Regions from separate parts of the Homo sapiens genome. Here region 2 is linked to region 1. Evidence: chromatin contacts called from ENCODE Hi-C or POLR2A ChIA-PET data. All regions are on one chromosome and are shown on one strand. The core of a region is the stretch at or near the end of the contact, and the rest is flanking DNA. Distances in the headings are between cores, read along the strand shown.

What was found. A loop is a pair of places that touch in the nucleus more often than their neighbours do. ChIA-PET counts read pairs that join two places held with the same protein, here RNA polymerase II (POLR2A). Pooled maps may share reads with other maps.
Region 2: a map of CD8-positive, alpha-beta T cell shows a loop between it and region 1 (6-fold over the local background). The contact joins the promoter of CENPM here to the promoter of TEF in region 1. A Hi-C loop is called at or near these places in 2 of 168 maps with a recorded cell type or tissue (CD8-positive, alpha-beta T cell and naive thymus-derived CD4-positive, alpha-beta T cell), 3 of 37 single-sample maps with no recorded cell type and 11 of 50 pooled maps. POLR2A ChIA-PET finds 5 or more read pairs at or near these places in 1 of 52 experiments (CD4-positive, alpha-beta memory T cell).

Annotation. Positions count from the first base shown.
Region 1 is chr22:41,379,100-41,383,955 of GRCh38, reverse strand. TEF (TEF transcription factor, PAR bZIP family member) reads right to left here and starts at 2,014. Exons shown (of 4, transcript NM_003216.4): 1 at 1,755-2,014. The coding sequence starts at 1,911. It overlaps LOC105373042 (a long non-coding RNA gene), which reads left to right and starts at 2,045. Exons shown (of 3, transcript XR_938271.3): 1 at 2,045-2,216. RefSeq lists enhancers at 1,176-1,255, 2,037-2,331 and silencers at 1,466-2,165, 2,196-2,795.
Region 2 is chr22:41,945,103-41,949,958 of GRCh38, reverse strand. It overlaps CENPM (centromere protein M), which reads left to right and starts at 2,807. Exons shown (of 6, transcript NM_024053.5): 1 at 2,807-2,939; 2 at 3,463-3,542; 3 at 3,954-4,046; 4 at 4,655-4,734. The coding sequence starts at 2,883. It also overlaps a transcript of SMIM45 not described here. RefSeq lists an enhancer at 2,794-3,003.

The DNA.
Region 1 (4,856 bases), core at 765-3,264:
AAAGTCAAGCCTTGGTGGGCTGGGTGGGCCAGATGGCCTTCCTGCTCTCCTCCCTTGAGATCTGGACTCCTCACTCTGTTCAGAAATGACTGTGACCCATGTCGGGTGGGGTCATTTGGGATCAAAGGAGGCAGGAGAAGGCAGGAGATAGAAAAGCAGCCATAGTGAAAGACAGGCAACAATAAGTTCCAGGTTTTGCCTGGCCTAAGCAATAAAGGATACTTTAAATCAGTGTTTTTGTAAGGTGGAATTTTAAATTGTAAGAGATAAAGGACTAGTCCATCACTCAGGTCATGCAACAGTGGCTGCCAGCATGATACAGTAGAAAGAGCACCAAACTGAGGGTCAAAAGTTATAGCTGTGTGACCTTGAGGAAGCACCCTCACCTCCCTGAGCCTCAATTTTCCTCATCTGGGAAGAGGGGAGAATACCCTCTAGGACTGTTAATGAAATAAGATGATGTCAGCGTGCTTTGCGAGCACTCTACGAATATCGGGTAGAATTCTTGTTATGGATGGTTATTACCTGGTAATTTCAAACAAGAAACTGTCAGATGTGTACACCTGTCCCTGCAGCTTGTCTCAGCCCCAGATTTGGAACAAAGCACCGTCTCAAAAACAAACAAAAGGGTTTGTGCACATGAGGTCCCAAAGCAGGAGGAGAGAGGCTGGCCTCACCTGATGTGCTGAAGCTATTTATAACTCAACAGTGACAGCCACAGGGATGGGAGCCTCAGCATACACCCAGGAAAGGAAGAGAAATGGCATTTTAAAAAGGAAAATCCATTCCCCAGGCCAGACAACTCTCGAAGGCCTATCCCTTTCCCAAACCCTGAATAACTGATGGCTCTTGGAAATGCAAAGGTCTCACACTCAAAGTATACCTCAGTGCACCCACAACCCCACCACAGGCGGCCCTCCTGCTGCTCCCTGCACCCCATCTCCCAGGGCGAAAAACAAGGCCAGACCTGCTTTCCGTATACGCCCCAGTGACGTTCCTGGCCTAGGCAAAAAGATGAAGCTCAGTCCTGCCGCCGTGGCCCCAGAATCTAAGGGTCAGCCCCAACCAACCAGGCGAAGGGCCTCAGTGGACTCATCTGACCCTCATCGTTTCTCTGCTTGGCCCAAAACTCCCCTCCCAAGGCGCCTCACACTACTCGCCCACACCCCCCCCACCCGCTCAGCAGAAGCCCCGCAACAGAAAGGCTCCCGTTGGACCTAGTAGCTGGCGCTACTCACACCCAGGGAGGAAGCCAGGTCCCTCCGGGAGGGGTAAGGCCACGTACGATGACAGTTCGCTACCCTAGGCCTGCGCTTCCTAAACTTTGGTGTACTTGGAAAATAATGGGGGTGCGGTGGGGTGCTCCTTAAAATGCAAGACCCCTGTCCCAGTGACCGCAGATTGGGTGGGGCGCAGGAACCAGCAATTTAAACAGGCATCCCGAGTGACTCCGATGCAGGTGGCCCCGGGGGAGGGGCCCTGGAGCGTCATTTAAGTGACTGCTCCCGATCCCCTTCCGCCTCCTCAAAACCTCTCCCCACCCTCTCCCGCCAGACCCACCGTCTCAGCCCGCCCCTGACCCTCTGTCCTCAGCCCCCCGGCCTCGTCCTCCAGGCTCCTGGTCATCCAGGCCCCATCCCCCTCCGCTGGACCACTGCTCCCTGACCCACTGCCTCCCCGGCCCCGCCCTCACGAGGCCCCGCCCCTGTATAAGCCCCGCCCCCAGCCCGCGCGGACCACCCCCCCGCCCTCACCGAGGCGCGCCTCGCGCGGGGGGTTCTCCATCAGCTTCTTCAGGACCAGGGGGAAGGACCCCGACAGGCCCCTTTCCCCAGCTGCGCGCCCCGGCCCCGGACCGGGTCCTGCCTGCGGGTCCACAGGCGGCTTCTTTCCGCCGCCCGCGTCGGACATCGTGCCCCGGACTCGGCTCGCGCACCTCGCCTCCCCCGCCCGCCCCCCGAGATGGGCCGGAGCCGTGCGACCCGCTGCAGCTGCCGACACGGGCAGCTACTGCGCAGGCGCCCAATGGCGCCCCCGCCTCCTTCCATCGCTACCCCGCCTGCGGACCGGCTCTGGCACATTAATTATTCATGAGGCCAGGCCAGCTTCCCCGGATCGTTGCTCTGGATTGGTCCAGCCTGCGAGAGGGGCAGGCGCAGATCCTCGGGCCGTGATTGGTCGGGCAGCCGGGATAAGATAGACACGTGCGGGGCCAGGTGAGGACCCTCGCGGAGGCCCCGCCCCGCCGCCCCTGTGTCCCCTGATTGGCGCCTGCTGGAGTCTTTGTGGTGGGCCTTCCTCGGCGCGGTCCCTTCCCTCCTACCAGTGTTCCCCCTTCACCGCCCTCTTCATAACCCCCGCCCTCCCCAACCACCGCAGCCTCTCCCTCTTGTCCCCGACTTGCAACCTTCCCGACGCGCCACCGAAGAGGGGCGGAGCTCGGAGCGGCCAGGCCGGCCAAAGCGACCTATCCGAGCTCCTGCTCGCGCGGCGTGTCCACCCCCCGCGGGTCACGTGGAGCCGCAGCCGAGTCTGGTCGCGGGGGGAGGGGGCAGAGGAGGAAGGCGCGGGAACAGCCAATGGAGGGCGGGGGCGGGGCCCGGGGCGGTGCACGAGGCGCCGCACGTGCGGGGCTGTGGCGGGGCGGGAGGGGAAGGGAGGGACGGGTCTTTTTGTTCTGGGGACTCTGCCCAGGGTCGCGGGGCAGGGACGCTGAGCTTAGCCCGCACTTCTGCTCCCACGCGACCCAGAGGTCGCCTGAGGGCAGGGCCGGGGACCGCGACCTGCCAAGTCGTAGGGATGGCCTGAGCAGGCTTGGCCGCCCTAGAGCGGGGTGTCGGGTTGCCCACGCATCCAGATCAACACTAGCGTGGAGGGAGCATTCCTGAAGCTCTGACCTGAGCCAGGGCCCGAGTACATGTTTCCGCCCTCCCACTTACTAGCTTATGACCTTGGGAAAGTCCGGTTGCTTCACTGGAGCTTGTTTCCTCGGCCATAAAATTAAGAGGTTGGGCTAGAGAATCTCCACAGTCCCAAACAGATGTGAAATTCTTTTCCTTTCTAGAACTCTCCCTTCTTTTACCTAGAAAACAAAAACCTCCTTGACACCAGGTACCGATGCCACGTTTTGTGGGAGAACCACCTCCTCTCTTAAAATATAAAGCCTCCCCGGGAGTTCCGCAGAAATCCGTAAAAATGTAATATGTGGCGCGGTACACAAATGGAAAGCTGCTCCTAAACAGCGCTCAGAACTTTGTACCTCTTTATAGTACAGATCAGACTCCGCTGCAAACCCAGGCAACATTAGACTCCCCGCTTAACTCCCGGAAGGCAGAGAGCTTGGCTTGTTTATCCAGCATCCCTACAGTGGCCCAGCCCTTCTAGCAGGAGGGGTTGGGGGGGTGGTATAGTGATAGTCCTTGGTTCAGGGGGTAGATGCATGATCCAGACACCCACAGCCAGCTAAAAGTTATCAAGCTGATGCAATCAGAATTTTGCTGGGGCTGGGCTTGGTGACTCACGCCTGTAATCCCGGCACTTTGGGAGGCAGAGGTGGCGGATCACCTGAGGTCAGGAGTTCGAGACCAGCCTGGCCAACAGGGCGAAACTCCGACACTACTGTAAGTACAGAAATAATTAGACGGGCATGGTGGCTGGCGCCTGTAATCCCAGGTACTGGGGAAGCTGAGGCACGAGAATCGGTTTGAACCTGGGAGGTGGAGGTTTCAGGGAGCCGAGATCGCGCCACTGCAGTCAAGCCTGGGCGACAGAGGGAGACTCCATGTCAAAAAAATAAATAAATAAAAATAATTTTGCGGCGGGGTAAGGAGGAAAAAGAAGTTGGGTAGCTGACCAGGCCTGGAAAGCAAGAGATTTGAAGGACTTTGGGTGGTGGTAGAGACAGGATGATAGGTCTGATTCCAAAATTCAAGCTCTCACTGCCACTGTAATTGAACCTCAGTCATTTTCTGAATCTGATGCCTCGATTGCTTTACCTTTTCAGGCCTCCTTTTCTTTTTATTTTCTTTTCTTTTCTTTTCTTTTTTTCTTTTTTTTTTTTTTGAGACGGAGTTTTGCTGTTGTTGCCCAGGCTGGAGTGCAATGGCGCGATCTCGGCTCACCGCAACCTCCGCCTCCCAGGTTCAAGCGATTCTCCTGCCTCAGCTTCCCGAATAGCTGGGATTACAGGCATGCGTCACCACGCCCGGCTAATTTTGTATTTTTAGTAGAGACGGGGTTAATTTTGTATTTTTGGTAGAGACGGGGTTTCTCCATGTTGGTCAGGCTGGTCTCGAACTCCTGACCTCCGGTGATCCACCCGCCTCGGCATCCCAAAGTGCTGGGATTACAGGCGTGAGCCACCGCACCCAGCGTTTTTTCCTTTTATGCCAAATGGAGTTAGGGCAGGCTCTACCTTATGGTGTTTTTGTTTTTTGTTTTTTGTTTTTGAGACGGAGTTTTGCCCTTGTTGCCCAGGCTGGAGTGCAATGGCGGGATCTCGGCTCACTGCAACCTCTGCCTCCTGAGTTCAAGCGATTCTCCTGCCTCAGCCTCCTGAGTAGCTGGGATTGCAGGCGTGCACCACCACGTACGGCTAATTTTTTTTTTCTTTTTTCCGAGACAGAGTCTCACTCTGTAGCCCAGGCTGGAGTGCAAATGGCGGGATCTCGGTTCACTGCAAGCGCTGCCTCCCGGCTTCCCGCCATTCTCCTGCCTCAGCCTCCGGAGTAGCTGGGACTACAGGAGCCCGCCACCGTGCCCGCCTAATTTTTTGTATTTTCTATAGAGACGGGGTTTTACCACATTGGCCAGGCTGGTCTCGAACTCCTGACCTCAGGTGATCCACCCGCGTCTCC
Region 2 (4,856 bases), core at 1,558-4,057, 570 kb before region 1:
GACCCTGCCAGCTTGGGTGTTCAGGATGTAAGAACCTCCAGGCCTCTATCTGGCCTCCTCCCCATCCCTACCCTTCATCATGTATGGATCTTAAACACAACTACTTTCTGTTCAGCCAATGATCACCGCCCCGGTGAAGTGGAGTGCAGGCTCCCCAGGGACACAGAGCAGCTTCCCCTGGGTTCCTGCTGCTCCTGGCTGCTCCCCGATGGCCTCCCCAACTGCAGTGCCTTGTCTCTTGTTACAAGTGGTAACTCCCTGAAGCAGTTTGGCCCCTCTGGGACCAGGGTCCCCAGGGCAGGCACTCAGCACATGCTGACCCAATGGGTCTCAGCCCGGCCCCTCCTGGAAAGTCCCCACCAGAGTCCAAAGTCTTTTCCCAGCCCACCACTCTCTAAGGGCCTCAGTCTCTGGGAGCTCAATCACCTCCGTGGCCTCACCTCCTCCCCTGTTCTTCTTACTCCATCTGCCACAGCCACTGGCCTCCTTGCTACGCCTCGGAAGTGCCAGGAGTGCTTCCCACTCAGGGGCTTTCCACTTGCACTGCCTTCTGCCTGAGGCCTCTTCTTCATCATACTTAAGGGGCCCCTCTCTCACTGAATTCAAGCATCTGCTCAAATGTCACCTTAGGGAGGCCTCCCTGCTCTAAAGTAGCCTCCTCCCATCCATCTCTTCTGCCAGACAGCTTTAGTTTATCTTTCATTTTTTTTTTTTTGAGATGGAGTCTCACATGTCACCCAGGCTGGAGTGCAGTGGTGCGATCTCAGCTCACTGCAACCTCCGCCTCCCAGGTTCAAGTGATTCTCCTGCCTCAGCCTCCCGAGTAGGTGGTATTACAGGCGCCCGCCACCGCCACCATACCTGGCTAATTTGTTTGTTTGTTTTTTGTTTTTGTGATGGAGTTTCGCTCTTGTTGCCCAGGCCAGAGTACACTGGCATAATCTCAGCTCACTGCAACCTCTGCCTCCCAAGTTCAAGCGATTCTCCTACCACAGCCTCCCAAGTAGCTGGGATTACAGGCATGCACCACCACGCCCAGCTAATTTTGTATTTTTAGTAGTACAGACAGGGTTTCTCCATGCTGGTCAGGCTGGTCTCAAACTCCTGATGTCAGGTGATCCGCCCGCCTCGGCCTCCCAAAATGCTGGGATTACATGCGTGAACCACCATGCCCACCCTGCTCAGCTAATTTAAAAATTTTTTTGTAGAGATGAGGTCTCACTATATTGCCTAGGCTGGCCTCAAACTCCCGGCCTCAAGTGATTCACCCGCCTCGGTCTCCCAAAGTGCTGGGTTATAGGCATGAGCCACGGCGTTCAGCTTACTTTATTTTCTTGTCATAGTGCCTACTACTGCTTGACTTTCAGGAAGTCCTCTCCACACCCCATGCCATGAGGAATGAAAGCCGTATCTGTGCTGAGGGCAGTGGCTCTATGGGGCCATTTACGTCCTGATCTTTCTGAGCAAGACACAGTTAGTTTAGTCTGCAGTAAGAAGGATTTAGGCTAGACAGTGTCTCTGCTCTCCCAGTTATTACAACAATGAACACACTGTTATCATTGTCTATCCCACCCCCATCAAACTAAGTTAATCAATAATGTCTGATTCAACTGACTTCCTAGGGTAGGGCATTGGGTCTGGGCATAGGAAATGATGAATGAATGACTGCTGAGAATGAATGGATGAATGTAATCCATCCATTCACTCAACAAATATTTATTAACTACGATGTACCAGGGACTTTTAGAGTGCTGGACATACAAAGTGACAAAGTCTCTAACCTCTTGTTTCTTACATTTTAGATGTAGAGACAGTGAACAAGTTATTATATAACTGTTGGCAGAACCAGTTTGCTATGGGCCCTGAGCGTCCCTGCATGTTCTTGCTGGGTATGTCAAGAAAGCAAGACCCTGACAGCTCTGTACTCAGGCTGTGTTTGCAGCAAGGAACCTTGAAAGATGAGGTAAAGTCTCCCATTGGACAAAGAACAGCATGCTTACCACTCACTGTAAAAGCAGTCAATTGGCAGGGCCTGCTGGTGTGCAGCGGTAGTCCCAGCTACTCAGGAGGCTGAAGCAGGAGGGCTGCTTGAGGCCAGGAGTTTACGACCCACCTGGGCAACATGGCCAGATCCCCATGGTGGCACTTGCCTGTAGTTCCAGCTACTCAGGAGGCTAAGCCAGGAAGATGACTTGAGCCCAGGAGTTTGAAGCTGTAGTGAGCTATGATCGTGTCACTATAGTCCAGCCTGGGCAACAAAGTGACGCTCCAAAAAAAAAAAAAAAAAAAGGGCCAGGCACGGTGGCTCACGTCTGTAATCTCAGCACTCACTTTGGGAGGCCGAGGCGGGATCACTTGAGGCCAGGAGTTTGAGACCGGCCTGGGCAACTTGGAGAAACCCCGTCTCTACTAAAAATAAAAAAATAAGTCGGGCGTGGTGACGCGCGCCCGTAGTCCCAGCTCCTTGGGAGGCTGAGGCAGGAGAATCGCTTAAACTCGGGAGGCAGAAGTTGCAGTGAGCCGAGATTGCGCGCATTGCACTCCAGCCTGGGCCACAAAGCGAGACTCTGTCTCAAAAAAAAAAAAAAAAAGTACTGTGTATGAGCATGAATGAATGAAAGTGAACAAAGGAATCACTAAAAACCTGCTTACTGTGGAGCGTGGAACCAAAGGCCTGTCCACCACGTGTTCCACGGGTAGCGCTGGAACGCCCCTCAGAAAAGGAGATAAAGGTTCGGTTCCTTTAAGAGGCCCCGTCCCGTCCCGCGAAGCCCCGCCTATAAGGAGGCACGTGCCCCCAGGCCGCGCTCTAGGGGCTGGACTCAGGGCGGTTTGAAAGATCGGCGCGCACCGCAGGAGCAACGGTTGGTCCTGCGGCTGTGATGTCGGTGTTGAGGCCCCTGGACAAGCTGCCCGGCCTGAACACGGCCACCATCTTGGTAGGTGCAGGCGGCCCTGCTTCCCCCGCCGGTTTTTCCTCCTGGGCGGTGCTTCAGCCACTAGGTCAACTGAGCTCTCTGAGGCGCCAAGCCAGCGCGCGCTACCGTGGCGGGGGCGGGGAATAGGCGGAGAGCCATGCTCTGAACCAATTGGAGTAGCCGCTCTCTGAGGTTGAGGGACGCACCCACCAATAGGTGCTCGGCGGACCCTTTCCCAGCTTCTGATTGGCGAGTTCCCGCGCCTGGAATTGGTTTTCCCGCGTCTGGGGGTCTGGCCTCCTGGAGAGGCCGGCGGTGGGAGCGAGGGTCGGGTAGTAGAGAGTGCGGTGCCCACAGGCCTGCAGCGGGTCCAAACCTCAGGCCCCCAGCCCGTGCCGCTTCGCGGGGTCCACTTCTCGGGAAATGTCCTCCGAGCCGCCTGCTGGCGGTGTCCCGATCCCCCCGGGAGTGGGTCGAAGGGCCAGGCCCTCCCCAGGGGGTGCTGTGCCTAGGGCTCGACTGTCCGCTCTCTCTCCCTGCGCAGCTGGTGGGCACGGAGGATGCTCTTCTGCAGCAGCTGGCGGACTCGATGCTCAAAGAGGACTGCGCCTCCGAGCTGAAGGTGTAAGTAGCCGCGGCTGTGGCCTGGGCCCACGTGTCTCTCACTCCAGAGGGATTCGGTCCTAGCTGCTAAACTCCGAAGCCCAGCGCCCCCTCCTCTGAGGCTGGTCCTTCTCCCAGCATGCAGCGTAGCTGGCTAGTCCCATGCCGTCTTATATCCCAACCTCCCCTTGCCGAGGTGGTGACTAAACAGAGCCCGTTTCTGGCAGAGGGAATCAGACAGGAGTAATCTGAATAGGACCGGACCTGTCCTGCCTCTGTGCTGGCCCAAGGAGTCGTGGCCACAAGAGCCTCGGGTGGCTAGGATGAGGTGGGGAGCCCTTGACGGCCTCTTTCCACATGAAGGGCAGCATTTAAACGGTCGCTATGAGGGGGGTACGGATATCTTGAGTCCTGCAATTTCCTGTTTTTCAGCCACTTGGCAAAGTCCCTCCCTTTGCCCTCCAGTGTGAATCGGCCCCGAATTGACCTGATCGTGTTTGTGGTTAATCTTCACAGCAAATACAGGTGAGAGCCAGAGGAAGGGGCAGTCAGGGCTCAGGCAGGCCTGGCTCAGGACTGTGCTGAGACGGTGACCTAACTTGTGATGGGAAGTGGTGAGGATGGGAGAGGCTGGCTGAGGTCAATCTGTAAGGTGAGGAGAGAGGAGCCAGTGGTCAGTGCACAATGTTTAAAATACACAACGGCCGGGCACAATGGCTCACACCTGTAATCCCAGCACTTTGGGAGGCCAAGGTGGGCAGATTGCCCGAGACCAGCCTGGGCAACATGGTGAAACCCCGTCTCTACTAAAATACAAAAATTAGCCAGGCGTGGTGGCATGTACCTGTAGTCCCAGCTACTCGGGAGGCTGAGGCAGGAGAATCATTTGAACCCAGGAGGCAGAGGTTGCAGTGAGCCAAGATCGCGCTACTGCACTCCAGCCTGGGCAACAAAGTGAAACTCCATCTAAAAAAAAAAAAAAAAAAAAAATTAAAGGACAAATATTTCTCCAGAGAAAGTCACCCTCTTGTCATTCTCTGGCCTCTAGGATCAGAGAAGCAAGGACTTCTGCTTTCTCCGTTGTAAAGTTTTGTTCTCTGGTTTGTTTTCTCACCCTGGCCTGGCCACCCCAGTCTCCAGAACACAGAGGAGTCCCTGCGCCATGTGGATGCCAGCTTCTTCTTGGGGAAGGTGTGTTTCCTCGCCACAGGTGGTAAGTACGTTCCTCGCCTGTTACTGCCCACCCCCAGCCAAGGGAAAGCTGGGGCGGCCGTAGGCTTCTTGCTGAGGCACCCTGGGTGATGGAAAGAGCATGTATTTTACACACACTGGGGC